Linked DNA regions of Mus musculus: regions 1, 2, 3, 4, 5 and 6 are each linked to region 7. The links are chromatin loops, found by intact Hi-C in ENCODE. Cell type or tissue: heart. All regions are shown on one strand. Region 1 has its middle 66 kb from the start of Rnf138rt1. Region 2 holds the start of Siah1b (siah E3 ubiquitin protein ligase 1B). Region 3 holds the start of Piga (phosphatidylinositol glycan anchor biosynthesis, class A). Region 4 overlaps Car5b (carbonic anhydrase 5b, mitochondrial). Region 5 has its middle 10 kb from the start of Siah1b. Region 6 holds the start of Ap1s2 (adaptor-related protein complex 1, sigma 2 subunit). Region 7 holds the start of Zrsr2 (zinc finger (CCCH type), RNA binding motif and serine/arginine rich 2).

Region 1 (4,000 bases), 130 kb after region 7:
TCTGTATCCATTCCTCTGTTGAGGGACTTCTGGATATTGTAAGTAGGGCTGCTATGAACATAGTGGAGCATGTGTCTTTATTACCAGTTGGGACATCTTCTGGGTATATGCCCAGGAGAGGTATTGCTGGACCTACCAGTAGTACTATGTCCAGTTTTCTGAGGAACCTCCAGACTGATTTCCAGAGTAGTTGTACCAGCTTGCAATCCCACCAGCAATGGAGGAGTGTTCCTCTTTCTCCACATCCTTGCCAGCATCTGCTGTCACCTGAATTTTTGATCCTAGCCATTCTGACTGGTGTGAGGTGGAATTCTTTTCTTTTCTTTTCTTTTCTTTTCTTTTCTTTTCTTTTCTTTCCTTTCCTTTCCTTTCCTTTCCTTTCCTTTCCTTTCCTTTCCTTTTCTTTTCTTTAGGTATTTTCTTCATTTACATTTCCAATGCTACCCCAAAATTTCCCCATACCCTCCCCCCACTCCCCTCCCCCCCCCCACTCTCACTTCTTGGTCCTGGCGTTCCCCTGTACTAAGGCATATAAAGTTTGCAAGACCAATGGGCCTCTCTTTCCACTGATGGCCGACTAGGCCATCTTCTGATACATATGCAGCTAGAGACACGAGCTCCGGGGGGGGGGGTACTGGCTAGTTCATATTTGTTGTTCCACCTATAGGGTTGCAGACCCCTTTAGCTCCTTGGGTACTTTTTCTAGCTCTTCCATTGGGGGCCCTGTGATCCATCCAATAGCTGACTGTGAGCATCCACTTCTGTGTTTGCTAGGCCCTGGCATAGTCTCACAAGAGACAGCTATATCAGGGTTCTTTCAGCAAAATCTTGCTAGTGTGTGCAATGGTGTCAGTGTTTGGAGGCTGATTATGGGATGGATCCCTGGGTATGGCAGTCTCTAGATGGTCCGTCCTTTTGTCTCATCTCCAAACTTTGTCTCTGTAACTCCTTCCATGGTTTTGTTCCTAATTCTAAGAAGGGGCAAAGTGTCTACATTTTGGTCTTCGTTCTTCTTGAGTTTTATGTGTTTGTAGATTGTATCTTGTATCTTGGGTATTCTAAGTTTCTTGACTAATATCCACTTATCAGTGAGTACATATCATGTGAGTTCATTTACCACAAACATTTTCAATGAAAATTATTTGCATTTGAGACTTTCCTGTTGACAACTTGCAGGTATTCACAAACAGAAATAAGGAGACTGACAGATTCTGGACAGATGCTAGCTACTCTTATATAAAGATCCTAGGGGCTCAGCAGTCAATAACCTATTCATGAGGGTGGAGTTAGGTGTGTGTGCATAGAGTTATGGTATCTGTCTTAGTTGCTTTTCTGTTGTTCTGATAAAATAGGCTGGGGAAGTTAAGGAAGAAAGGGCTTTTATTTTTAGCTTACAGCTCATGGTACAGTCCACCACACTGGGGAAGTCAATGCAGCAGGAACTTAAAGCAGCTGATCCTGTTACATGCACAGTCAGGAGAGAACAATGAATGTACACACACACACACACACACACACACACACACACACGTTATTGCTCAAGTCTTTTTTCTTTACTCCTATATAGCCCAGGATCTCCTGCCTAGGGAACAGTGCCACCTACAGTTGCTGAGTCTTGCTATCTCAACTAACATAATAAAGATAATCCCCCACAGATATGCTTAGAGGCCCTTCCAGGTAATTCTAGATTATGGCGAGGTTGACAATGAGGGATAATTGTCACTTATTGTCCTAGTATCTTTCCACGTAGGTTAAGGAGCATTCAGGCTAAAGAGTAATACTACTTTCTTTCATTTATGTAATATGAAGCAAGTGGCATAGACTCTTGGGATATAGGAGGGAAGAACGTGCCCTTGTGGAGCTTTTTTTCAAGATGATAACAAACAAAAGATGCAATATAGAAACCATATACCATGTTGAAAAGTGATACTGACTGTACCTTTGGATTGCATACCCAGAGCTTCAGTAGCCACATGGGATACACGAGCCAATGGCATAGAGCAAATTAAGAGGGCAGAAGTCCAGGAATGTATTTCATACAGCCAGACAAAAAAGCTTCAAGGTAAAAAATAAAAACAAAACAAAACAAAATAAAAACCAAGACCAAACATGTTAGCACTAATCTTGTGAAGATAAACACTGTGAACAATGAAAAGGAGAAAAGAGTGAACAGAGCTTTTGAAAATATCTAGATGGAACTTGCATATTTCTCCAAAGGCCATTCTCTTGAGCTTCTGCAGAGAGCTGATTCCTCAACAGCACCATAAAAACGAAGGAGCTAATGTCATCCAAGCTACAAGATTAATGACTCCATTGGGATACAGTGATGGCGTGTCAAATTTCCCCAAAAGATCAATAAATTAAATGTTTTATACAACTCTTTTAAAAATGTGGTACTAGCCATGGAAATATAAAAAAGTGTGGAACGTGATAAGGGACACTGAGTGTGGGAGGAAAAGGAGAACCACTGGAGAATTTTTGAGCTGAGAACACAACAAGATCTTGCTTTGGCTGCCAAAAGTCCATCCTGGCTGCTAGGTAGTATGGGGAAGGGATAACTTTAGGCAAGGAGACATACTGAAGAGGGGCACTATTACAGTTTTCCTAGCAAGGGGCAAGGTGCTTGGATCATGGCAATACAAATGGAGTAGTAAGCACCTGGACATTTTCAAAGTAAAGTTCTCAAAGTTTCTTCATGAATAGGGTGAACTTGAGAAAGTATCAAGTTGTTTCCCTCAGTAACTGAAAGGTAATTATTGATATTCTCTGAGATGGGGAAGGCTGTTGGTAGAGCCAATGTTTCAGGGAGAAGACTTTAAGATGGTGAGTTTGAGACGGTCATCACATACGTCTGTTGAGTACATGATTAGATTGTAAAACCTAGAAGTTGAAGAGGAATGCATGTGGGGATATAGCTGAAGATAGTTATGTATGTAGAATTTGAAGTTGAGTTAGAGTGATGTTGTGGAGAGAGACAGGAAAAGAGAGATGGGACTGAGCCTTGGAACATTCAAGAAAAGAGAAGCAAGCAAAGACTAAGAAGAGAAACCAGATAGATGGGAACACCAAGACCAAATTAGGGTCTTGGATACCAAATTAGGAACAAGTATATCTACAATAAACAAATAAGGTTCAGTGAAATGACTTGCCAAATAAAGGCACTTGAGGTGTAACTTTGATCACCTGATTTCCATCCCTTATTCCATAATGGAAGGTGAGAACTTACTCTACATTGCCCACTGACCTGCATGGTATTTGTGTCTCCCTCCCTCATGATAAGTAGAAAATTAAAAGAAAACAATGCAATTATTTGAATTAAATGATTCACATTTAAGTGGGTGTTTTAATTAATAAAAATCAAATTAAAAAGTTCTTCTGATTCAATAATTCTGTTTTTAATAATTTCAAGGTGCATAATCTTTAAACGCAAGGGTATACAACATAACATAACCTCAAAGGAGAAAATTTAAAAGCACGTGGAATGTAGTACTTCTTAACTTTTAAAATTATGTTTATCTAATGTGTGTGCATGTGTACACACATGCCACAATGTGCATGTGGAGGTCAGAGAACAACTTTCAGGAGCTGGTTCTCTCCTTCTGACTTGGACTGGCTGAGCTATCTCACTGGCCTCAATGCAGTACTTTCACTTTATAAATGAGCCTTTCAAATCCATTATTTCAAAGGTGACTGATGAAATGGATCATCATTGCTGGAGAAATTAAGTACAAAATAAAATAGGTTTTAAAACGAAATGTTATCATAATTATATGGACAAAGAAATATGTGCAGGTCATATTTCTCTAGGCTTTCCTCAGCTTATACAAAGAGGATGCTGGCACATGCCTTTAAACCCAGCATCCAGAGGCAGAGGCAAGCGTATCTCTCTGAGTTCAAGGCTAGCCTCATCTACTTAGAAAGTTCTTGGATAGCAAAGAATACAAAGTAATACCCTGTTTTAAAATATGAAACAAACAAATTAAAGAGGTGGTAGTAAGAG
Region 2 (4,000 bases), 120 kb before region 7:
AAGAGCACATGACTGCTCTTCCAAAGGTCCGAAGTTCAAATCCCAGCAACCACATGGTGGCTCACAACCACCCGTAACATAAATCTTAAAAAAAATATTTAGAGTTATAAAAAAAAAACTGGAGGTGGGGGCAGACACCTGTAGTTCTAGCACTTGGACTGCAGAGGCAGGTGAATAGCTGAATTTGAAGCCTGGCTACACAGAGAAACCCTGTCTCAAAACACACACACACACACACACACACACCAAAAACCTGTTCTTTACTCTGTGCTCGTCTAAGGTCAGGATTGTTACCCTGTGCATACACACACTGTCTTCAAGCCACACAAGGGTGGAAAGTGGAGGAGAGGGAAACTCATATTTTAAAGTGATCACAAAATCGTGACTGCTGACACATGGAACTAATCTTTGTGTGATGGAGGGGAAACTTGTAACCCTCCACACAAATGAAAAGGCGATATTGTCAGTGAATATTTGTTGAGAATTTGATTGTGTGAGGGCTGTAGTAACTACTATGGAAATGGCCAGTGGTTTCATGCTCCCAGCTACTCCTGCCGATTGGATCAACACACCAGCTCTTACCAAGCACTGGTTCCACCTATCCAGTCTCTTATCACATCTTTTTTTATTTATTTATCTTGTCCTTGAAGCAAAGAACTTCAAGATTCTTTCAGGCTTCTTGTACTTTCAGAATATAGTCACAGATTTTGAATGTAGGAACAAAGAGCGAATGGAACGGTTTTTTTCCTCCCTGTGTGCCCATTCAGAGTTTTTTGGGTTAGCATTGTCTCTGTGGGAGCCAAATTATAAGAGTAATGTCGGAGTATGGGGTAGGGGTGGAGGGCTTCAAAGCAGAGATGAAAGTGTGGTGCAGTCTAGAGAGCTTCATAGTATGAGGGAGAGCTGGTGCCTAGAAAAAGTCATAAGAACTAGAAGGGCAGTGTGCTTCCTCCACGTACCTGTCTAAAATTTAAAGCCTGCTGAGTGAGAGGCTGGAAGAAACACTGGGTTGGCTCCCCAGGTCTCATTAAAAGGGCACGAAAAAGCCGGGCATGGTGGCGCACACCTTTAATCCCAGCACTTGGGAGGCAGAGGCAGGCAGATTTCTGAGTTCGAGGCCCAGCCTGGTCTACAAAGTGAGTTCCAGGATAGCCAGGGCTACACAGAGAGACCCTGTCTCGAAAAACCAAAAAAAAAAAAAAAAAAAAAAAAAAGGCACGAAAAGGAATTGCGAGGTTTCAGTTCCACCACTGAACCCCACCACTGGGCAAGCAGTTTTGTTTCCCATCGGTTTCTGCTCATAAATTACCACTGGCAGAAACACGAAAAAATAAAAGTGTCATTACTTTACTTTTTATTTATTTATTTATTTAGCATCTAGAATTTGGACTGTTTTCAAGAGGGACTTTGGGGTATCCTTTTTCAAGAGAGACACTCGATCTGGCGAGAGAGGGGCGGCCAAGGTGAAGGCCACGGTAGGTGATTAGGGAACCTCTGAGGTGTCTTAGACTTAAAGCAGTAAAATATGCTTGCAGGGGAAAAGAGGTCTCTTTGAGAGGCGGGCTCATAGCTTGCTCTCAAGCCAAGCTCTGATAGGCCAATAAGAAAGTCTAACGAAAGAGGGGACGTGACGTGACGTGACCCAGCCAGGCTTCGGCACCATGGTAACGGCATCACCCATAAGAAGGAGCTAGTGGTACAGCCCGGAGGAAAAGGCGTGGTCTAAGCGACGGATGGAGGCGGGCTGGTGACATGGGCGGAGCGCGAAAATCGGCCTGTGGTCTTAGGCGCAAGGGTGATCGCATGCCGCTGTTCGAGATCAAAGGCCTGGGCAAGTCACTTGTGGCTGTTCTCAGGGTCTCCTCAGCGGTCTCCCTGTAGAGCTGCGGTCGAAAGCCGGAGCCGGAGCCGGAGCGAGCCAGAGCCGGATTGAGCCGGAACCGGAGCTACCGGAGGGCGGGACTTCCGGTTTCTGGGCCCAAGACAGAGGGCGGGTCAGGAGTCAAGGTCTCGCGAGGCTGCGGCGTGAGGTAAGGGGGCGTAAGCAAGCTCCTCATAGGCTGGCAGCCTCGTGCCGGGAGCCCGCGCGGAGGTTGAATTCGGTAAGGATGGGCGACTGTGTGTGACCGCGGCCGCGGGGTCGCAGGGCCTGTCTGTGGGGACAAGGACTACCCCTTTGGCCTTTACACGCACTGTCTTGAGGTACCTTGGTCCGGGGAGACCCGAAAGATGTAGGTCCGAGAGTATAACGGAGGGGCTACTCGAGCTTCCCCCAGGAACCGGCTTCCCAGGGCGCTCTCGTCAGTACAGGGTCACTAACTAACCCCTGGGGATTGGATCCGGTTTGGAGATGGGGCGACTGCATTTCTAGACACCGAGGCTGAAGACGCTGGAACTCATCCGGATTGGGGGGGGGGGGGACGGATAACGCCACCCTCCAGGGTGGGCATTGGTAGCACAGTAGTGTCGGGAACACAAGTCTGACCCGTCTCCACTTCTCAAGTTCTTAACATCTTTTTTTTTTTTTTCTTTTGTGCCCTACTCCAGATCGAGAGACCAGGAACTTCAAAATAGTGCCTGGGATCCGGATGACAGCAGGCATTAAGGGCTGGCTACTGGACTGAAGCTGCTGGAAACTTGTAAGTATAACTCCACCTCGTTTGTCTTTTCCTGAAAAAGCTTGAGAAATAATTTGAATGTGTACACCTTAGTTTGAATAATCTCTTCTGAAAACCACGGTTGCTTTTTCTCCTGCTTTCTGGACTGTAAGTCTGCCAATCTCCCCTTTGCTATCCAAAAGTTTGGTTGGCATGTGTGTGCCCGAAGAACTGTGAGCATGACTAGTATGCACAACAAAGCTTTTCTTTTTGAAACTTTAAGCATGCTGAAGTTATGCAGAAACGGAGAGAGAGTTGCAACCAGTGTCAACTATCTCAGAGTCTAGTGTGGCCTGTTTGAGGTCGTCTTTTTTTGATAAGGCAGGTCTCTATACTTCTGTTTATTTCTGTGGATCTCAACCTGTCCAGAGGTTAGATTTTTAACATTTTCAAGCAGTTCAGGGTTAATTCTAGCTGGATGGTGTGTAAGTGTGTGCCTTGCTGTGAACATGGAAAATGGAGTGAATTAGAAGATGGTTTTTCTCACATCCCTCTCTAGTCCTTTCCTGTAAGTTATGTCTGTTGAGGTCTCCTGCCGTAACATAGCTGTAGACATTTTGTTCCATGCCTGCCAGCTATTTCATATTGTTGCAGTAATATGGGTACCAGTCATTAACACAGAAAAATAACTTGACTCAAAGCAGGGTCATGCTGACCACATACCTTGTTATGTTCCGAGGTTATGACGTTTGTTAATCTTAAGAAATTCCACAACTATAAGCTTCACCAGTAGGACCTATCAAATTAAAGAACTGTTATGTGACTTCCAACATTGGCATATGAGCTCATTGTGGTTTTAGTTGTTTTAGCCTTTATAAGCTGGCCCTGAGAAATGTTTGGGGTCATAGTTCCCAAAGTCTGAGCTGTGTCAGTCAGTCCTACGGTGTGTTGTTTAATAAACCATCCCTGTTTGACTGAGGTTGGTGTTCATGTGGTTTGTGGGGTGACTCCTGAATCCCAACAATATCCAGGTCCTGATAATGCCAGGCAGAAGGGAGTAATTATAATAGGAGATAATAATTTTAGTTTTAACTATGGGTATGTGTGTAGGCTTCTGCATGAGTCCACTAAAGTAGAAAGAGGCTGCTGGGTCACCTGGAGCTCGAGTCACAGGCAGGTAGGAGCAGCCTGCCATGGCACTGAGACTGGAACTCACTCAGGTCCTCTGGAAGAGCCTTTGACCATGGAGCCACCTCAGCTCCAGGACTTAATTATTCTCCATTGTGTGCATCTTCCTGAGCCCTGTAGCTATTAAAGGGCATTTCTGACCTCTCAATAGCACCTTCCCCCAAATGATCACACTAAAATGGGTCTCAAGACATGTCCAGACCTCCCCTGATCAC
Region 3 (4,000 bases), 460 kb before region 7:
GGATTACAGGTGTGCACCACTGCACCTAGGAATCTCCCTTGCACTGGGACCATGTAAGCCACAGGACATGGTAAAAGGGACATGCAGATCTTTGACCTCAGCCTATGAAAGGTTCGATGGCTTTTACTTCTGGAGTTATCATACAGCTACTAGGTTAGAAGGACATGGGGGAGACAATGAGAGGAAAAGGGCTTACAAGCTACATGGAGAGATAGGGACCCAGCCACCTCTACATTCTTACCTGCGCCCAATTTCTAGCCAGACCTCTAGCTAAATGCAGCCTTCTACAGAAACCCCTGAAAAGACTCATAAAAGTACCACTAGCTAAGTCTAGCAGATTCCAGAGTCATGAAAAATAGCAAAAAGGCTGTTTTATAGCACTGCCTTTTGTTCTGGGTTGTGAAGCAGAAAAGGATACTAAAACAGGCTAGGATGTGAATCTAAGTATACTGGCACATTGTCTATTTTTACGAACAAATTTTTACAGGAACCTGGCTTGCCCATTCACTTATATTCTGAATGGCTACTTCTGTGGCTTTGAAAGAAATCAGATGACCCACAGAGCCTAAAATATTTACCATCTGGTTCTTCACAGAAAATGTGCTGATTAGGGCTGCACAGCTTAGCTAGTGACCCAGTACATCCCATAAGGCTCTGCTGGTATTATCTCTGTGGTTTCCTTTAAAATGTACCTGGAACTAGAGCTTTCTTTTTAAGAACACCCTCTTCAAGTGTTCCCTAGAGCTCATGCTGAAGACAATCTGGCTTCTCCTTCCTTATTCAAGGATAGCTATGCTTAAACTGCTCCCTTCTCTTTTCAGAACCCTTCTTTTAATTATGGAAGCCTTTCCCCTGAGCACCCTTTCAGTGTAGACCCTGAAAGGAAATGGAACAGGACACAGGCTTTACATGTGGGCTCTTTCCTACATCTAAGGCTAAGAAAAGTTCCCTTTAGGAGTTCCCTAAAGTGATGCTCATATGAAGTGCTCATTCAATACTCTGTTCTATAGATGCTTAGACTTTTAATGCCACAGCTTTAGAGATCTGGCAAAAATCCGCCTTAGTTGAGATCTACAAGTCTACAAAGAACTCAATGGAGGATTACTATCCTAACTCTCTGAGTTTCAGCTCTCACCTGCAACTACATGTGTCCATTTTCTCCCACAAATTCACCTACATTTAAAATCGTCTCAGAAATTCAGAGGGAGGAGGCAGGAAAGAAAGGAGCACGTGCTTGGGAGACAGAGAATTGAGGGTTCTAGGGCAGGGTAAGACAGCTACATGGGGGCACCCGGACACATAAACTGGAAAAAAAGAGGAGGGAAGACCAAATTTACAACCAGTAAGTAAACAAATAATGGAAGCAAGAAAATATGAAGTTTGCAAAAGGGGAAAGCAAAGCCTCAAGTGGCTAATGCTGTGCTACTGTCATGTGTCATCTAAACCTGGTCCTTTAGTCCTATCCCGTTTTAAGAAGTGAATGATAAGAACAGAAATAATGAACCAAATGAAAGTATGTGAAAATACTCACTGAATCTTGGCTTCTATAAGTGAATAGAGGCTGTAAAATCTGGTCAATTCTCTCTCCAGCCCTACATGCTAAGCGATCTGTACAACTTCCCTACCCAAGCCATGTAAATGACAAAGTCAAGAAGTCCTCAAAATTCTCAATCGTGCCCAGGGAACTCCCTTATTAGTAGAAGCTTCTGAGGATCCTTAGAGGGGGCTCGGACAGGGCTGAGAAATCAAGAGAAGTATACTTTAATCCAGTCCCAAGGCAGTGCACACGCACTCCCTGAGAGGCAGCTCGGGTGTACTAGAGCCAAAGAGGATCAGCCCGGGTCCACCAGCCAGCACCCCAGGATGAGACAAGATCCGGCCAGACCCAAAGGGACTCGGAAAAACGTCCTAAGATTCCAGTCACTCGCTCTACTAAACTCAGTCTAAGAACCAGTTCCAACCCTCAAGGCACCCTCAATCCCCATTTGATTACGGAGACCCACGGACCCGACTTCCGGGCCTCAGATAGAGTAGGCTTCACCTCCTCCACAGCCTGCCACGGTCCTGTGAGAACGGCACAACCCCATCCAGAGAGACCGAGAACGTTAGAAAGGACAGCCAAGACGCGTACTTACCCTCCAGTCCCATGGCCGCCACTGTCCGGACCTCCCGCGGCAGTTAACAGAATCCCGCCCCGCTGCTCCAAAGCACCAATCAGAAGCGTCCGCGATCCGAGCGCCGCGCCCCCATGATAACCAATCACACAGAGGTTCTGAATTACGTAGAAGAGAGACGCCCAGTCGGGCCCAAGTCTCTAGCGCGGGATTGTAGCGTCAGCGAGCGCAGGAGCACGTCTCCTAAGAGCTGCGGAAGGTCCCGGGCGTAAGTGCCCTGGTTGCTTAGTTACTGCGTCTCTTTTCAGGAAGCCCGGTCTCTCCCCGCCTCCTTCCGGTTAGAGAGACCAGGCGGGGCCGGGCCGGGCCGGGGGCTGGGGGGAGGAGCGGGAATGCGGGGAGGGCGGGGATAAGAGGAAGGGCAGGGTAGGGGGCGGGGAAATCAAGGCCAGGGCGTTTCTAGTCAGTATGGTACCACAGCCAAACCAACCACATCCATTCTTGTTATTCTGGCAGGATTGCTAAATGTGATGCATAAAAGTACAAAAATAAAGAAAAATCACAGCAAGTCAAAACTAAACTCTGAACTTTGAATCTTAGATCTACATATCTGTGCGTGTCCTAAAGACTGAGGACTTTCCTTTTAAAAGTTCAGATTTTGTTTTTGTCTTACAACTCTATGGGGGGGGGGGGGTGTCAGGGAATCTTAGGTATAACCTGAAACGCTCCCGCTCAAGCTGCTGCAGTCCTCAGCCAAAACTGTCTTGCGGTCTGGAGCCAGATTGTGCTTGGCCAAGAAGACAGAATCTCTCGATTGTTGTAATAGTCACCTGCTCTTTATAGTTGGTACCTGCAGATTCCCCAGCATGGCCATTCCTGCATTTTCTAGAATAAATTGTTTTCTAAGCAACAACACCATCACCATGACTGGCATCCACTTGAAGCTTGTGGTAAAGTTAAGGGTATTTTCTAAAACAAAACAAAAAGTTGTGCCAGGTGTGGTGGCGCACGCCTTTAATCCCAGCACTTGGGAGGCAGAGGCAGGCAGATTTTTGAGTTCGAGGCCAGCCTGGTCTACAGAATGAGTTCCAGGGCAGCCAGGGCTACACAGAGAACCTGTCTGGAAAAACAAAACAAAACAAAAAAGTTGTAGCAGATTTGAACTGTAGTATTCTGCCTGAACGACCACAAAGCATGCCTTCAAAGACTCTCAACCAGTGTGTCAGGACCCCTTTGAGGTATCCTGTATAGGAGGTATTTACATGACGATTCATAATAGTAGCAAAATTACAGTTATGAAGTAGCAAAGAAAATAATTTTATGGTTGTGGGTCATCACACCACAGCATTAGGAAGGTTAAGAAACACTGCTTTAGAGAACGTTCTTGGAAGCCACTAGAATTTGACTAAAATATTGCTGTGCTGGATATTCTGATGATAAGGTATGAAGGCAGCCAATGCCAGTTGTACTATCAAATAGTCTAAAAAGAAAAGATGTCAAATAAAGTAGTCAGCATCTTCCCTTGAAATTTAGTTCTTTGCAAATTCATATGTAAATAAGCTTCCTTGGATAATTTTAGAGTGGGAGGCACCTCACACATGTAGTGAAAGCTGGCTGGCTATCTATATGCAAAGTACACAAAGAGAAAACTTGGCAAGAGTACTATTTCCAAACCAAAATGAAACTGAAGCATATGGAACTGTCTATGAGAAAAGGAATTGCTAAGGGAAATATGTGGGAAAAGGCTGGGAGCTTCAGAGAAAAAAGTATTTCTATCTACCAACATTTATGAAACAAGAAGTAGGGGGTGTCCATAAAAGTTGAGAACAAGATCCTTTCAAGAAAAAAAAAGTGAATAAAGATACAGAGGCAGATGCTGACTGTTC
Region 4 (4,000 bases), 46 kb before region 7:
ATGAAACTGAAGAATAACGAAGACCAAAGTGTGGACACTTTGCCCCTTCTTAGAATTGGAAACAATCACCCATGGAAGGAGTTACAGAGACAAAGTTTGGAGCTGAGACAAAAGGATGGATCATCTAGAGACTGCCATATTCAGGGATCCATCCCATAATTAGCCTCCAAACGATGACACCATTGCATACACTAGCAAGCATTTGCTGAAAGGACCCTGACATAGCTGTCTCTTGTGAGAGTAGGCCGGGGCCTAGCAAACATTTAAGTGGATGCTCACAGTCAGCTATTGGATGGATCACAGGGCCCCCAATGGAGGAGCTAGAGAAAGTACCCAAGGAGCTAAAGAGATCTGCAACCCTGTAGGTGGAACAACATTATGAACTAACCAGTACCTGGGAGCTCTTGACTCTAGCTGCATATGTATCAAAAGATGGCCTAGTGGGCCATCACTGGAAAGAGAGGCCCATTGGACACGCAAACTTTATATGCCCCAGTACAGGGGAATGCCAGGGCCAAAAACTGGGAATGGGTGGATAGGGGAGTGTGTGGGGGGGTATGGGGGACTTTTGGGATAACATTGGAAATGTAATTGAGGAAAATATGTAAATATATATATATATATCACCAAGAAGATAGCTGTGGACCGGAAAGTAGCCTTCAGAAGACACCAAATCTGTGCTGTCTTCTGTTGGCCTTTCTAGACTCTAGAACTATGAGGAAAGTTGTATTTCTTTTGCTTATAAGCCACTCATTCCATGATACTCTGTTAGCTAAAGTACACACTACGCCAAAGCTACACAAATAAAAATTGAGAGCAAATGTATGGTTAACACAGAGTCTACAGTTTAGAGGGGCTAAAGAGATGCAAGTAGTACAGACAGCCAAGCAGGCAAAAACAACCATGTCCATAAAAATAAAAAAAAACTTAAACCAAACAAGTATTGGTGTTTATCAGCTGCAGAATCTTTTATTATTATAATAACTATTGTTTGCAGTCCTGAGGATTGAACCTAGGGTACAATACTTGGGAGGTTGGACACTCTACCACATCCACCACCATAGTGATTACAGATTCTTATGAACAATCTGACTCTACTAAGTTGAGCTGTAGTTGACACAATCATTGCTGTTTTCTTTTCTATGAGAAATGTGTGGAAAATAAGACCTCTTAGAACACAACACAACCCTCTTCTCTCAAGGGAAATGGTCGTCAAGTACCAGGAAATCATTCCCATCTGCTTTTTTGTTTAAAAGGAGGAAGAAAGGGAGAGGGGAGAATAAAAAATGTGAGAACTACAGTTCCCAATGTCTGAATGGAGTCGTGAACAATCAAGAATGACAGAGGGCCTTATTTTAGGGACTTGATGACCAGCGCTCCAGTTCTTCCATAATCTCCACAGGAGACTCTCACTTGCTGATTTTTAAATTGTCTTTCTTCTCAGGGATATTAGTCTGAGAATATCATATGTACAAGACAGGAGGTTTCCTTGGGACAGGAATCTTTGAAACTGAGTGGGATGGGAATCAAACTTTGAATTCATGTATTGTTCTTTGGCTTTAGGTGAAGGTTTCTCAATTCTGGCTCTAGGAACATAGCCAGCGGTATAATGTAGGGAAGGGTGTTTATCAGCATCTCTGGCCTTTGTCCAGTAGAGGTCAGTAGAACCCTACTCTGAAGCATCAGGAAACTATCAACTGTCTCTTAAGGGGCTGAATCCTTCATGATGTTGAGAACAGCTAGCTGGTCGACATCCTCAGGAGCACTCAATACACTGCTGGGACACTTTAAAAACTCAAGCAAACAAGAATTTAAAGCTGAGGCTTGGAGAATTTAGCTCTGGGCAAGTACCAAAAGGAAGTGAACTATCTTCTCCATACGAGAGAATCAGACATAGGATTCTGCCCTAGCGTTAATAGGAGGATTAGGATAGCACCGACTTGTATGGGAGATGTTCCTGGCTAACAACACGGCTGTCATAGTCAAACACTTAGACTCACTGGTGGGGCAAGATGTACAGGACACTGTACACTGTAATTATGTGTAATGTCTATTTATTTATGTATATGTATGTAAACTGTGTAAGTGCCTACAGAGGCCACAAGAAGACAACAGATCCCTTTGAGCTGGAGTTGAATATGACTGGGGTCCTGTGATGTGGGTACTTGGAACCAAATTCAGATACTCTGGAGGAGTAAGAAGCACTCTCAATCAGGGACCCAGCTCTTCAGCATTTTTTCTTGTTGACCTTGAAGCCGTGCATCCCGGGGCTTCTATTTTTTTTCTTTCTATTGAAAATAGTTTCAATAGAAAGAGCAGGAGGTGATGGTGAACAGTTTTCATCCTGGTACTCTGCAAGCAGAGGGAACTTGATTCCTGTGAGCTTGAGGCCAGCCTGGCCTACAGAGGGAGTTTCAGGACAGCCAGGGCTCCACCTCCATGTTTCTGTCTCTCGGTAGAGAATAAACAAGCTTCTATTATTGTTGTTGTTGCTGCTGTTGTTTTTGAGACAGGGTCATCCTATACAGCCTTGGCCATCCTGGAATTCACTCTGTAGACTAGGCAGACCTTGAACGCAGAGATCTGACTTCCTCTGCCTCCTGACTGCTGGGATTAAAGGTGTGCGCCACCACCATGCCTGACATTTCTAATTTATTATTATTATTATTGTTATTATTATTGCCATTATTATTTGTGGGTTTTTTAAGGCTATTTTGCCCTGGCTGTCCTGGAAGTCATTCTGTGGATCAGGCTAGAAAACAAACAAGCTTCTAAAGGATTATAATATAATGATAAAAACTAACACATTGGAATAGGACAAAACAGTCAGAAAGAAAAGAGCAGGCAAAAACGCAAAAAAATAAAAAATAAAAACAATAAACTATAAGCCATAATGTATACATATGTATACATGTATATGTATTTGTGTATATGTATATATGTATGTATATATGTACATACATACATACATACATACATATATCCCCGACTGCCATTGAGGTTTTTTTCTTCTTGGTCATCTACTGCTGAACATGCAGCCTACCCTTAAGAGTAGTTTATTTCCCCAGTGTGTCTCCTTTGCAGGAAAGTAAATTTTCATTTGCAAGTGGTTATCAATTGGAGATGGATGGTTAGGGATGGGGGCATGCGTCCACTTCTTTCATCTCTAGGACCCCGTCTGGTGCAGACCTGTGCAGGCCCTGTGCTTGCTGCCTCAGTCTCTGTGAGTTCATGTGAGCTTTGCTTGTGTTCATTCATTGGGCCTTGTTTCCTAGGTGTCCTCCACCCTCTCTGGCTCTTACTCTTTCTGCATCCTCTCCCACAGGGTCCCCTGGGCCCTGGTGGGGAGGGGTTTGATGGAGACAGCTCAACTAGGGCTGAGTGTTCCAAGGTCTCTCACTCTGCACACTGTCTGGCTGTGGGTCTCTATTTGCTCTCATCTGCTGCAGGACGAAGCTTCTCTGATGATGGCTGAACAAGGCACTGCTCCATGAGTACAGCAGAATGTCATTAGGAGTCATTTTATTGTTATGGTCTTTCAGTACAACTAGGCTATCTAACTACTCTTAAGTCTTTGGTCCCTCCAAGAGTATTAGGTATAAATTCTGTCTCGTGGAGTAGACCATAACTCAAATCAGATCTTTGTTGGTTGCACCCACAAGCTTTGTGCCATCATTGCCCTAGCATGTCTTACAGGCAGAACACTATTGTAGATCAAAGGTTTTGTGGTTGGGCAGGTGTTTACGTTTCTCTTTTGGTAACATGCACAGTAAATTTCTGTATCAAAGATGCTAGAATAGAACCTACGGATGAAGACTCTATAGGCACAGCTCAATATGTTCATGTTCAGTAAATGGTGTAGATGTTGTCTTCATCAAGAGGGCCTTGTATTCAGTTTGTGAAGAGTATCTATAGTCTTGGGAGCAGCCTGGGTTGTATGGGAGGTTCCTATGAGACCCTTTGGCCGACAACTCCATTAGATGTAACCCATTCTCAGTAC
Region 5 (4,000 bases), 110 kb before region 7:
ACAAAAGGTTCTGCCTGCCTGTTCCAGGAATGATGATCACTCCTCTGTTTCATAAAGTTGTTGGTAACCATCTTGCAGCCCTGCCTTTGTTCCAAAGGGTTAGATGACCACCTATAACTACCTTGTTCTGCTCACGTTGAGGCCATGTCTTTGTTTCAGGAAGGGCTAACTTGTTATCCTTATGTTCTGCTCCTGTAAATCTGCCTATTTTGCCTGCCAAATCCACCATTTGAAAATCTTCTATTCCTGAGCTATAAAATAAGTCTTGTGTTCCTCACATCCAATGCTGACCTCCAGAACCCTGCCTTAGGGGGAGCAGCCCTGTGTAGATGAATGAAAAGTCTTGCTTTAGTTGATTTGGTCATGATGATTTGGATCTGTGGTCTTTGTCTTCCCATCTTTGGGATTGACTCTGGATCAACCAAGAAGTTGGTGAGGAAGTCTTCTAGTCAGTATCTTAGTTAGTCAAAGAGGAGGTGAATATGGGGAAAGAAAATACAGATGAAACTGAATTTGTAAGCCAAAGGCTAAACATGATAGGAACATATGGCCAGAAGAGGCCAGTTGAAAGGGTAGGCCCTGGTCTCTAGCTGGTGAGTGTGTGTGAGAGAAAATAGATAGTTTCCCTTTTTTCCTCCCTTCCCTCCTCCCTCCCTCCCTCTTTTCCTTTTTTTCTTCCTTCCAGTGTCGTCGTTGTTTTCAAGACTGTTTCTTTGTGTAGCCCTGACTGTCCTGGAACTTGCTTTGTATACTAGGCTGGCCTTGAACTCAGAGATCCATCTGCCTCTGCCTCCCAGTGTTCCACTACCCAGCTCAATTTCCATTTCTTCAAGTGGTAAGCCATTATGGATTGCTTAAACAGGGAGTTCTTGACTATTCCCTTTCTTTCCCAGTTTTAACAAAGACTTTATTCATTGGCTTTGAAAAAGATGACTTCTGTGGCAGTCACTTAATATGCCAGAGGGGAAGATGTATGGCCTCTTTGACAGATATCCTTAAAACAAAACCAGCTGGCTCTAGTGGCACTAAAGAGGCTGTGAGGTGTTTAGAGTTTGATGCCAGCCTGGGATACAGACAGACCCTGTCTCAAAGAATTAGAGCCATTTAAGGAATTTCCAGAAACACTTCCATTCTGATCAGATTATACTATTAAAATAGTGTGCCATTTAAACATTTGTGTCCTAGTTGGTTTCTGAAATACAAAGCTTTCCAAAGAACATGGGCTTCAGGTATCTCCAAAGAAAGAAGAAAAGTGTGCTGTACAGGGGAGTAATAAAAAGCATCCTGGTTTCAGAAGCTGCTTATCAAGCATTCCTGTGCCTACTTTGCCAAGTTCCAACTCAAAAAGTATGTTTCCCTTTCTTTCTCTTTTTTTGGATACTGGCTAAAAGCCTGGGAGTGCTTTCCCTGGTACTTTTTCTGTGAAGTCACTTCCCCTTTGCACCATGAACATGCTGCCCCTAGACTAACAACAGCTCAAAAATGCGACCCCATTTTCTGTGACAGGCTTCTGCTAGTCAGTAGCTCTGCCTTTGCCATTTGTCCCCATCTATAATCGTATAATACAACTTTATAAACCAAAATAAAAGACCTAAGTTTTCATAGGATGGGATTTCTCAACTGTAGCACTCAAAATTTTAGGCTGGAAAATTGTGGGAAGACACATATACTCTAGGGCAGTGGTTCTCAACTTGTGGGTCATGACCCCTTCGCAGGTCACCCTTTCCTAGGAGTAGCATATCAAATACTTAAATTATGACTCATAACATCAGCAAAATTACAGTTATAAAGTAGCAACAAAATAACTGTGCTTTGGGCTCACCCCAGCATGAGGAACAAGTCATGAGCTTTTTATTATTTCCCCCTGTATTGCAGCATTCCTAAGTTGAGAACCACTGCTTAGGGGTATTGAGAGCATCTCTGCCACTTGACCACTAGATGGCACTGCCGCACCTTGTGATAGTATGACCATCAAGGGCAGACTCACTGGCCTTGACTTTTCTAAGAGTTCCCTGTCATTGTTGCTTTGACACTTGTCCCCACCCCCACCTCCCAGTACACACATACCTGGAAAGAAAAATGAATATATGTTTTGAATTTCTATTTTTAGCAATCGGGGGGAACTGTCTTTTCTGTGAAGGTGAATGAGAATAAACAGATTCCTATTTTTGTGGAAATAGCCTTCCCAGGCACTTAGGTCCATAAGCCCTTCATCTTAGTTTACCTGAATTTCAAACGAAACCAGCAAACAGAAATTGATAGAGAGATGATTTTTTTTTTTTTTTTTTTTGTAGTTTGGACAAATGTTGAGTTGTTGGCTTCTTTTAAGTGCCTTTATAAACTCGAAGACAGAAATTTGGGGTTGCTAATTTTATCCAACTCTAGGCTCAGAGAACACAGGCCTCATAGGGAAGCACTCCCCATTTTCCCAGGGACCCTCAGATCTTGGGTTTTTTAGGGTACTAGGTAGAAAACTTCTGCTTACAGTCCTTTGTTCTCCTTAGAAAGATTTATTCTGACTCTACTGCAGTTTTGGAGCCCCAGGGTCATCCTGAAGTCCTATTAACATACTAATAAGGAAAAGAAAGAAGGTAGAGCCCAAGTGTGAAGGATTAGTTTGCCTGTGAACCCTGGTGATAATCGAGTCTTACAGGCTTTGTTTATTTTGCATATCAATGCATACTTTGTAGTCTATTCTGTTACCTACCTGTTTAATTTCTGTCCTGCTCTGCCTATGGCCTTCTTAAGATTTACCGGCAGCCAGGAGACAAAGGCTAGAACATGGGCTAATTAGGTCCAAGGTGGGTTATCTAGTCCACCACTCGATGGGAGGGAGCAGAACTCCAGCTTGCTTCTGTTCTCTGTTACTGGAAACAAGTTGTTGTTGTTGTTGTTTTTTAAAGTCTGGGCTGAGGAAAATGGAGTCCTGATGATATCACTCCCTCCAGTTTTAAAAAGAAAAAAGTCCTTTTTTTAAAAGATTTATTTTTTTATTTCATGTGAGTGTGTTGTTGCAGTCTAAAGACACACCAGAAGAGGGCATCGGATCCCATTACAGATGGTTGTGAGCCACCATGTGGTTGCTGGGAGTTGAACTCAGGTCCTCTGGAAGAACAGTCAGTGCTCTTAACCACTGAGCCATCTCTCCAGCCCTCGGTTGTTTTGTGTGTGTGTGTGTGTGTGTGTGTGTGTGTGTGTGTGTGTGTGTGTGGCACACCAGGGTACAATCCCCATTATACCCTTGCCAAATCCCTCATTATATTCCTTGCCAAATTCTTTATGCCTAGGTGTCGAAGTGCAAGCCTTTTGTGTTTTGTCTTGGATGTCAGCTTCCTGTGAACTCCTTACCCGAAAGGGTTCAAATTCTCTGAGGTAAAAAAGAAAGATGAGTCTGATAGCAGGGCCCTGCTGTCTCGTTAGAGCAGGGTTCTCAACTGTCCTAGTGCTGTGAGCCTTCCATACAGTTCCTCGCGTTGTGCTTATCCCCAGCCAGAACAGTATTTTGTTGCTACTTCAAAACTTTAATTTTGTTACTGTTATGAATTGTAATGTAAATATCTGATACACAGGAACTCTGTGATAGCTTATTTCTCTGCCTCTGGTGAAATGAGCCAATTCAAGCCAGATTAGATGATATTAAAGGCAGGTTTATTGGGAAGCTGCTCTTGGGTGACTTTACTGACCCCAAGGATCAAGGCCAGGGGAGTCACCATGGGGAGGTAGGAAGGGAGAAGAGAAAGAAAAGGTGGGCACAGAGGGAGCTGAGGAGAAGGAAGGAAGGAGGGAGGGAGAATATGAGAGAGAGCATGAGAGAGCGCAAAATGGATTATATAGGGAGGAGCCTCTGGGGGAAAGGGCAGCCCAGCCGCTGGGCTGGAAAGTTGAAGGTTGGTTGCAGGGTATGCCAGGTAGGGACTGAGGGATGCGGGGAAAACCTGGAAGCCAAGACTGCTTTGGTCTGTTAAATATGCACCTCAGTGACTTGTCCAAGGTCTGAAAC
Region 6 (4,000 bases), 49 kb after region 7:
TAAACACCCTGACACATGATCAATAAGCCATCAACATTTCTACGCAGGTTATAATAGCAGGAAATTCTATTGGAAAGATCTTACTATATGTAGGTAAGTGTGGAAGAGTGTGTGGAAATCAGAACAGGTGGTAAGCTGGAGTGAAAATTTTGAAGAACAAAAACTCTGATAATTTCAAGAAACAATTTTCTACCTGTTCCACACTCCACCACTCTATGTGCATTAAAGGCAAATGCAGACATCAGGTAGTTGATTTAGGATGTTGATTTACATGTCTAGGAAGAGGAGACCTACTATTTTTCACCCTGAGGCTATTCTAGTTCCAGGCTGAATTTCTTGCAGAAAAACTGCTTGTCATTTAAAGCATTCCCTTCAATTTATGCTAGCATATTTTAAGCAAAATCACAATATTAATCAAAAAGATCTCACAAACAACACATTTTAAAGACAAAAGCCCGATTTTTATGTTTGCATTTCATAAAATCCAACACAAACAAGCACTCAAGAACTGAGTTAATGTATGTAAAAGAGAATACACGCTTAAAAAGCTTTATTCAAAGTTACTCATATCGAGACACAAGATATTTAATTTAAAACAACAAATTTTTGGGACAGTGCACAGAATACTTCTTTTAAAACAAAAACCACATTTGAATGTTATGCTGGATTTGAGTATGTTTTATACCGAAGCTAATTTGCATTGATTTACTTAGTATTTGCATGTCTGTTGGTCAGTCTATATTTTCTAAGGCATGTATTTTATAATTCAACTGGTAAAAGCGAGCTGTATTGTAAAGCTAATTTGAAGGTAAAATTTGGATAGGTGTTTTGTTTTAACCTTTTTAAGTTCCTTTAACAGTGACAGTGCAAGTAAGATCCACCCAAGGGCGATTCTTAATATTCACCACACAACCTTAAATTTGAACACCCGGAGGAGGAATTTACGTAACTAATATAAAATCAAATTGGCTCTAGACAGGAAATCCACCTCGCAATATCCCAAAAAGGCATCAAGAAAACATCCGGATATTTATGGCGTAGCCATTTAACTTTAATAAAGTTAAAATTGGCTATTACCCCACACAACACTATATAATTCATTGAGAGCAAAGTGCCACCCTTGTAAGTCCTGAAGACAGCGGCATCGAAAAGAACGGCATCGAAAGAACTGGACATTGAACGCAAACCGTTATCAGAACTTGGGGAAGGGACCGATCGGTTTTCTTAAATCTTGACCAGGAGAGATGGTTTGCTAATGACTGGGGTGTGCTCTAGGCTATCTGTAGCGGGGTCCAGTATCCGCCCTACCACTTTGGAGGACGAAGAAACCAAGCATTTTCCTCAAAACAAATGATGTGCTAACATGGGACGAAACCCGCGGCACAAGTATTCCTTTTCCCTCGCTTTGATTTTTGCCGCAAATCCCGGGACAACAATTTCTCCAGATTGGTATTAAAACAAAAACAAAACAAAACAAAACAAAAAACCCAACAATGAGCTCAGCCTTGGAGTGGGCTCTGGTCCAGCATCCCTGGGGTCCCGCAGTCTCGGACGCCTCCCCTCCTCCCGGGACTACACTCCATCAGTACCCAAAGCTGGGCGAGGTGACCGGCAAGGAGTGGAGCAGAGACAATGGCATCCGCTGGCCCGCCAGGGGCGCCAAGTCCTCGGTCGCCGTCACCCCAGCCCCTCCCCAAAACGCCCCGTCAAACTTGAGGCGATCAGCGAACCACAGGTGCCGCGGGGTCCCCGCGGAACCTAGGACCGGTTCCCCTGCATCACCGGCGCGCTGCCGAGTGGAGAGCGGAGCGCTACCGCCGGCAGAAGTGAGTTTCGGGGCGCGGCGCCCCGGGAGGACTCGGGGTGGGGTCGTCGGGGCGCTCACGGGGCGGCGGGGGGCGCGTCCCAGCCATCACTCCCTCTTTCCATCCCTGCCAGCTCAGCGGACTCCTTCAGCACTTACGGCGGCGGCGGGCCGCGGACGCGGCGGAGCTGGGCTGGCCGCGGAGACTGAGGCGCCGGCAGCTGCTGAGGGGAAGCCCCCGTCGCCGTGCTGTGGAAGGGAAGCCGTGGTGCCGCGGGGAGGGGACCCGTCTGGTGGAGGGCAGGCTTAGGCTGCGAGGGTAGGGCGAGCCGACAGATCCCGCCCTGGAGGCTGGACGGAGGAGGAGCCCGGGCTGCGGCGAGCGGAGAGGCGGACCGGAGACCGCGCGCCAAGCTGCCGAGGGGGCGCCAACCGCCTCTAGAGTGAGCGCTGTTGCCGGCAAGAACGAGAAGCCGATTGGTCAAATAACCGCAGGGTAGGCGTGGCGAGGGCCGGAAGTCTGGCCACGTGACCCGGAAGCGGCCTAGGCTGTGGCCAGCGCGCTTGCGTACTTCGGGCTGTGCTGCCGGGACGCGGCGCGCGCGGCTGTCCTGGCTCCTTCCGTGGCAGGGTGATGGGGCTCCGCGGCGCCCTTAGCTGACCCCGTGGTGCAGGCTAAAGGATGGTCCGCACCGCAAAGGGGCTGATTCCGAGCGCCAGTGACTCCGTGGGTCTCCAGAGGGTTGGGCGGGGAGGTGTGACAGTCGGCGATGATGGTGGGAGCCAAGGACAGGAGTGCTGCAACTCAGGGGAAAACAAGTCAGCGCTGTCGCGGTGCTCGTGCCCGCGTTTGCAGGGAGGCCCCTCCTTTCCAGCCCCAGCTAACCTAGACATTTCTCGCCACAAGCTTTGCTAGAGCCTCTCTTCAGGGCTTGCTTCCCCCAGCAGTGCGGCGGACTGGAGGAGTTGTAGTCCGCTCTCTGCTGCAAAAAAAAAAAAAAAAAAAAAAAAAAAAAAAAAAAAATCCAGACAGCGCTTAGTCCTTTTAGATCCCGCTTCCTTCTCACGGTCTCGCCCGCACCTTCCCCATCCCGGGTTCCAGTTTAGCCTTGGCTGATGACTCGCTCGCCTTGGCATGTCCTTCCTCTAATGTCACATCTATAAAGCCTCACCCTAAAGCCCCGGAACAACGAATTCCTCTTTTACCCACATGCTTCTGTTTAGCGCACCTTGGATTTTATTCGTTTAACAACCTAGTTCTCTGCCTGGTTTTAACACTACTGATAAATGTGAGTTGTCTAATAAAATTATAAAATGATGATAGACTTGTTAAAAAGCTGAAATGTTGACTTAGTCTGGGCGTATGATGGATGTCTGTGTTTTATTTGAATGGTGGAATGGATGGATCATCGAGTTCAACTCATCTTTTATAGATAAGGGGAATGGAGATCCACAGGATTAGGTGACCTTGCTTGGACAGCCATGGATTTCCCCTGTCAAATGCTACTCATTACTACTGTCACCTCTGTCCCTACAACAAAAGCCAGAACAGAGTATTCATTGGGCATGCCTTTCTTTGCAGAGATTACTAAACAGGAATTGTAAATTAACTAATGTAAGAAAAAAAAGATGCTACACTTTTAGCGAAGCTGTGTTTACTTAATGTAAAGAACCCCCTTATTAGACATCAATGTTCATTTTTATGTCTTAGAGTGCCAATGTAATAGGATCTTATACGTTAGGAATTTGAGGTCATTTTGTATATGCTTTTGTTTAGCAAAAATAAAACTAGAATACTTTCCCCTTTTCAGCAATACTATGCTGCTTGGAAAGTTTCCTACAAACGTGTGTGAGTGAAATATACTGGAGTATTAAAGTGGTCAATAGAAAGCAGAATTGGCTTTTGGTAGGTCTTTAGGTCCCCGGCCCAAATTTCTCTGTTTATTGTTGAAACATGCCTCTAAAATGCCAATGTACTTTCTCACAAGAAACAGATGTCATTAGCCAGTTCAAAGATAGCAATGATATTACACAATGAAAAACGGCCTTCTAATTCTAAACACTGCCTTTCCTTTTTGTGTTCAAAACACCTACGTCCTCAGGGTGCCTAAGTCACCACCTCCCAAGTTTAAACTCATTGGATGTGTTACTAATGTTGGTTAGTAGCTCTGGAAATTATGGGAGACTTGCAAATTG
Region 7 (4,000 bases):
CCTGGTCTATAAAGCAAGCTTCAGGACAGTCAGAGCTACAGAGACACTCTAATAAGACAAGACAAGACAAGACAAGACAAGACAAACAACAAAGTAACAACAACAACAATGACAACAACAAACTCAACAAAATCCAGGAACTAAGAGTTCATCAATTGTGACAAAACAAGAAACTTGTGGCCCCAGGTAAGGCTTCTGATAAGCACTGCGGGGGAAGTTGCCGCAGAAGGTGAAGGAGATGTCCACTGATGCCCTTGAGAGCAGAAAGAGCAAAGTGTTAGCATTCTGTCTAAACTCCACCTGCATAGTTACCTGCCAACAGTCAGGTATGCTCCTCCCCACAGTTACCTGGCAACAGCCAGGTAGGCCTGGTCCACTATAAAAGGGGCTGCTTGCCACCTCCTCACTCTCTTGCCTCTTACTCTTGCCTTCTTGTCTCTTGCCCACTTGTTGTTTTTATATTTATTTATTTAATGTGGGAATGCATGCCAAAGAGGACAATGTGTGGGAGTCTGTTCTCTCCTGCTATATAGGTCCTTGGGGATCGAGTTTAGATCCTCAGCATCTTTACCTGCTTAATCATCTGCCAGCCCTATTTTTATTTTCCTCTCTAGTTCCACATCACACCTCACCTAGATGATTGTGATACAGTATTACCTTTTTCTTGTCTTTCTTATTTATTTTATTTTTGTTTGTTTTTCGAGACAGGGTTTCTCTGTATATCCCTGGCTGTCCTGGAACTCACTCTGTAGACAAGGCTAGTCTCGAACTCAGAAATCCACCTGCCTCTGCCTCCCAAGTGCTGGAATTAAAGGCCTGAGCCACCAATTCTTTTTTAATGGAAGTGTCAGGTAGCTCAAGTTGGCCTTGAACTCTCTAAATAGCCAAGGTTGACCTTGAACCCCTGATCCTCTTGCCTTAGTTTCTTAAGTTCTAAGAGTATTGGATTAGGTGTGAACTACCTTGTCCTGCTAATTTAATCCTTTACATTGCAACGTAAAATTTCCCCATTAAAAAAAAACACTCCTGGAGACTGCTATAGTTGTCCAGCTCAACCTCCGCAGCAGCAGCCTGGGGGTCTGCGTTCCCCAGAGGCAGGGAGTAGAAGGAGACTCCTCAACAAACACAGGGAACCAAGATCCTAGAGGCAGGCTGCAAAAGCCAGCCGAGGATTAAGAAGAGGGACATTTTCTCGTTGCATATGTAAATGTTTTTAAAGATTTATTTTATGTATGTCCATTGCGTGTTTGCAGCACAGGATCCCCTGAAACTGGAGTTACAGATGGTTGTGAACTGTCTGGTGGGTGCTGGGAACCAAACTTGTATCTTATGAAATAGTAGTAAAGCTCTCATTACAGTTACAGCTGAGCTCTCTTCTCCAGCCCTCCTCCCCTTTGCACAAAGGCATGGGGTAGCAGCAGCCAATCTCTAGATACCCTTGCCTTGCACTTTTGTTCCAGTAACAAAATTCCCTGCTTCCCAGCACATTCCAGTCAGTTTCACCTCCAGACGCTTTCGGCTTGTTTTTTTTTTCCTCTTTCTCCAAGCACAACTCCAGAGCCAGCCGAACAGATCCCGTTCCCCTGCACTTAACTCCGGTCCCTCTCTGCTTCTCAGGATTAAGAACAAGGGTCACAAACCTGATTCCTTTGGAACCAGAGCCAGCAGGTTTTGCAAAGAGGAAGCGGATTCTTAAACTTCGTCTGGGGCGCTCATGGGTGGAGCCGCGGAGAGAGGCGGGACCTAGAGGCGTCGCCTTGGAATTTAGATGGGAGGGGGCGGAGCTAGGCCTTAACGCCTTGAATTCTGGGCAAGGGGCGGTGCTAAGGCCCCCGCGAGGCCCCGAGGAGCTGGGGCACGAGTTTCCGGGGGTGGAAGATCTCCGGGGGGCGGCTTCGGTGAGGAGACATTTTCTCAGCCCGCGATGCCTGGCTGACTGGCCGAGGGAGGAAAACTCAGGTCTGCCGCGGTGGCTGCGGCGGCCTCTTTGAGGGTCTGTTTTCTCAGGCCGCGGCGCCTGGCTGACCAGCTGCGGGAAGAAAGCCGTCTCCTTCCGTCTTGGGCAGGTACCGGTTGGTGGCCGCGCGGAGTGGGCGACCGAGGACCTGGGTGGCTGCTTCCGCTGAGACCTTGCCGTGGGAGAACACAGCGACAGCAGTATGGAAACGGCGGGGGCTACGGCGGACGCTACGGCGGGGCCGCAGAAACTGAGGTATAGGAAATGACGAGGCGAGGCGACTGGGGCGGGGACGACTATCTCCGGGGCTGTCCCGGGCCGCCCGAGGAGATGGGGGGCGGGGCGCAGGGGGGGAGCGGAAGGAGGGGCGGGGGACGGACGGGGCGACCGGCGCGGGCTAGCCTGCCTTCTTCCTTTGCCTCCGAGCGCTGTCCTAGGCTGGCCCCTGGCCTGAGGGTGCAGAGCCGGGTGTGCGGATGCTCACTCTGTGTGTGCGCGTGCGCGCGCGCGCGCGCGTTTTTTCAATCTTCCAGCCGTAAGAAGTACTTGGCCCTCCGGAAGAAGGAGAGACGTAAGAGGCGACGGCAGGCGCTCGCTCGGCTCAGAGAGGCAGGTAGTTGTTGCTCTGGATGTGGAATTGCTCCCTCTCTTCCTGCTCCGCCCTCCCACGCGGCCTCAGACAGGCTAGGCTGCCCTTACATCCGCCACGTAAATGAGGACGACTCTTAAACTTCTGATCCTCCTGCCTCTGCCTTCGAAGTGTCGGGGTGACAGAGTTTCGGCGACCATGGCACTTTGCAAGTTGATCGGTTCGTGCGTGCTAGGCAAACCACTCTGCCAAGTGAGCTACACCCCCAGCCCATGCAGCTGCTTCCCTCGATTTCCTGCCCAGCTCATCTCTGCAGCTAGCCACCACACCACTTAAAAATGGCCCGCACGTGACAGAACCCGATATTCTAAGTGGTAGAGCTATACATTTAGTAGATTCATAAAATTAGATGTTTATAAGATGACCAAGCACTTACAAATGCAGGCAAGAGGGTTGAGCTCCCACAGCAGTGCTAGGTTAAGGTGATGGCCAGCCTTACCACCGGAGACTGTGGAACAGTACTTGAGAACTAGTTCAGGAGAGGCAGGCTCCAACATCAAGGATGAAAACAAAAAGGAACAGTAAGCTGTTGTGTTACTGATGACAAAACCCTCCTGCTTTAAGTCTGAAGCTAATCTGCTACAATTTCCTAAGCTCATGTCAGTTATCCCCTCCCACTTGTCTCAACTGGCATTCTTTTTTTCCCCCTTCAAATTTAAACTTTGAATAGAAGGTATAAACTTTTCTTCCATTAAAACTATTTTGCCAGATTTTTATTTATTTATTTTTGAAAAGTCTTCCAGTGTACACAGAGTTGAAAAAAAATAGAACACTTAAATATTCATGAGTACTTCTATAACTTTGTAAAATCATTAAATATTTGCAGGCTCTCTTTCCCTCTCTTCCCCCTCTCCTTTTCTTGTTTGATTCTGAACTCGTTGTACAGCCATGCCATGAGTATCATGATGGAAGCATTGATTAAAAAGAAGTGCGGTTAGAGGAATGCTTAAGAACGCCCGCTTAGCCAGCACTCTGGTGCTATACGCCTTTACCCCAGCACTCAGGAGAGAGGGGCAGGGGGACCAGAGTCAGAGTTCAAGGCCCAGCACACATGTGGAAGCTTATAACTACTATTCTTTTTAAGATTTTTTTTTTGAGGTAGGATCTATATAGCCTTGGCTGGAATTTACTGTGTAGACCAAGCTGGCCTGAACTCAGAGATCCATTTGCTTCTGCCTTCTGAGTGCTGGGATTAAAAGCTTTCCCACTATGCCTTAAGTTTAGGTTTTTACCATAATTATAAAGGTTAAATATTTATCTTTTTTGCATGAATAACTGACCAAGGATTGTGAGACTTTACTTAATAAAGTATTTGAATTTCTACAGAATTGGCACAGAAAGAGGAGGAAGAAGATCCTCTTGCTGAAGAAAAACGACTAGAAGAAGAAAGGTTG

The links. Peaks named below come from ENCODE experiments on the same cell type or tissue, not always from the same donor. Only the 100,000 strongest peaks of a DNase experiment are listed, where the experiment ranks them.
Region 1: a loop joins it to region 7, with 10 times the contacts of the local background. A loop is called at or near these places in 2 of 42 quality-filtered maps.
Region 2: it touches region 7 in a loop (13-fold over the local background); 16 of 42 quality-filtered maps call a loop at or near these places.
Region 3: a loop joins it to region 7, with 2.5 times the contacts of the local background. A loop is called at or near these places in 7 of 42 quality-filtered maps.
Region 4: it touches region 7 in a loop (2.2-fold over the local background); 2 of 42 quality-filtered maps call a loop at or near these places.
Region 5: a loop joins it to region 7, with 2.7 times the contacts of the local background. A loop is called at or near these places in 16 of 42 quality-filtered maps.
Region 6: a loop joins it to region 7, with 10 times the contacts of the local background. A loop is called at or near these places in 9 of 42 quality-filtered maps.

What each region holds. Positions count from the first base shown.
Region 1 is chrX:163,825,223-163,829,222 of GRCm38, reverse strand. It overlaps the pseudogene Gm20188. Among named protein-coding and RNA genes, the nearest start is that of Rnf138rt1, 66 kb to the right of the region's middle. In heart, a CTCF peak has its summit at 1,625 (motif pointing left); no DNase peak of the experiment used is centred here.
Region 2 is chrX:164,074,217-164,078,216 of GRCm38, reverse strand. Siah1b (siah E3 ubiquitin protein ligase 1B) reads left to right here and starts at 1,724. Exons shown (of 4, transcript NM_001308385.1): 1 at 1,724-2,030; 2 at 2,548-2,639. In heart, no CTCF peak of the experiment used is centred here; DNase peaks (open chromatin) are centred at 1,696 and 2,006; H3K4me3 peaks cover 1,797 bases; H3K27ac peaks cover 1,193 bases.
Region 3 is chrX:164,417,976-164,421,975 of GRCm38, reverse strand. It overlaps Piga (phosphatidylinositol glycan anchor biosynthesis, class A), which reads right to left and starts at 2,196. Exons shown (of 6, transcript NM_011081.3): 1 at 2,136-2,196. In heart, no CTCF peak of the experiment used is centred here; a DNase peak (open chromatin) is centred at 2,325; H3K4me3 peaks cover 1,781 bases; H3K27ac peaks cover 982 bases.
Region 4 is chrX:164,002,670-164,006,669 of GRCm38, reverse strand. The region is part of intron 2 of Car5b (carbonic anhydrase 5b, mitochondrial); the gene reads left to right. Among named protein-coding and RNA genes, the nearest start is that of Car5b, 23 kb to the left of the region's middle. In heart, a CTCF peak has its summit at 1,653 (motif pointing right); no DNase peak of the experiment used is centred here.
Region 5 is chrX:164,064,326-164,068,325 of GRCm38, reverse strand. No RefSeq gene overlaps it. Among named protein-coding and RNA genes, the nearest start is that of Siah1b, 10 kb to the left of the region's middle. In heart, a CTCF peak has its summit at 1,930 (motif pointing right); no DNase peak of the experiment used is centred here.
Region 6 is chrX:163,907,237-163,911,236 of GRCm38, reverse strand. It overlaps Ap1s2 (adaptor-related protein complex 1, sigma 2 subunit), which reads right to left and starts at 2,220. Exons shown (of 6, transcript NM_001290379.1): 1 at 1,964-2,220. Gm52456 (predicted gene, 52456) reads left to right here and starts at 1,706. Exons shown (of 2, transcript NR_165469.1): 1 at 1,706-1,826; 2 at 1,939-3,127. In heart, CTCF peaks have their summits at 1,646 and 2,262; a DNase peak (open chromatin) is centred at 2,146; H3K4me3 peaks cover 2,597 bases; H3K27ac peaks cover 1,594 bases; H3K27me3 peaks cover 395 bases.
Region 7 is chrX:163,956,486-163,960,485 of GRCm38, reverse strand. Zrsr2 (zinc finger (CCCH type), RNA binding motif and serine/arginine rich 2) reads left to right here and starts at 1,820. Exons shown (of 11, transcript NM_009453.3): 1 at 1,820-2,212; 2 at 2,491-2,570; 3 at 3,933-4,000. The coding sequence starts at 2,160. It overlaps Gm38561 (a long non-coding RNA gene), which reads right to left and starts at 1,745. Exons shown (of 4, transcript XR_878297.3): 1 at 1,641-1,745. In heart, no CTCF peak of the experiment used is centred here; DNase peaks (open chromatin) are centred at 1,795 and 2,195; H3K4me3 peaks cover 2,339 bases; H3K27ac peaks cover 1,957 bases.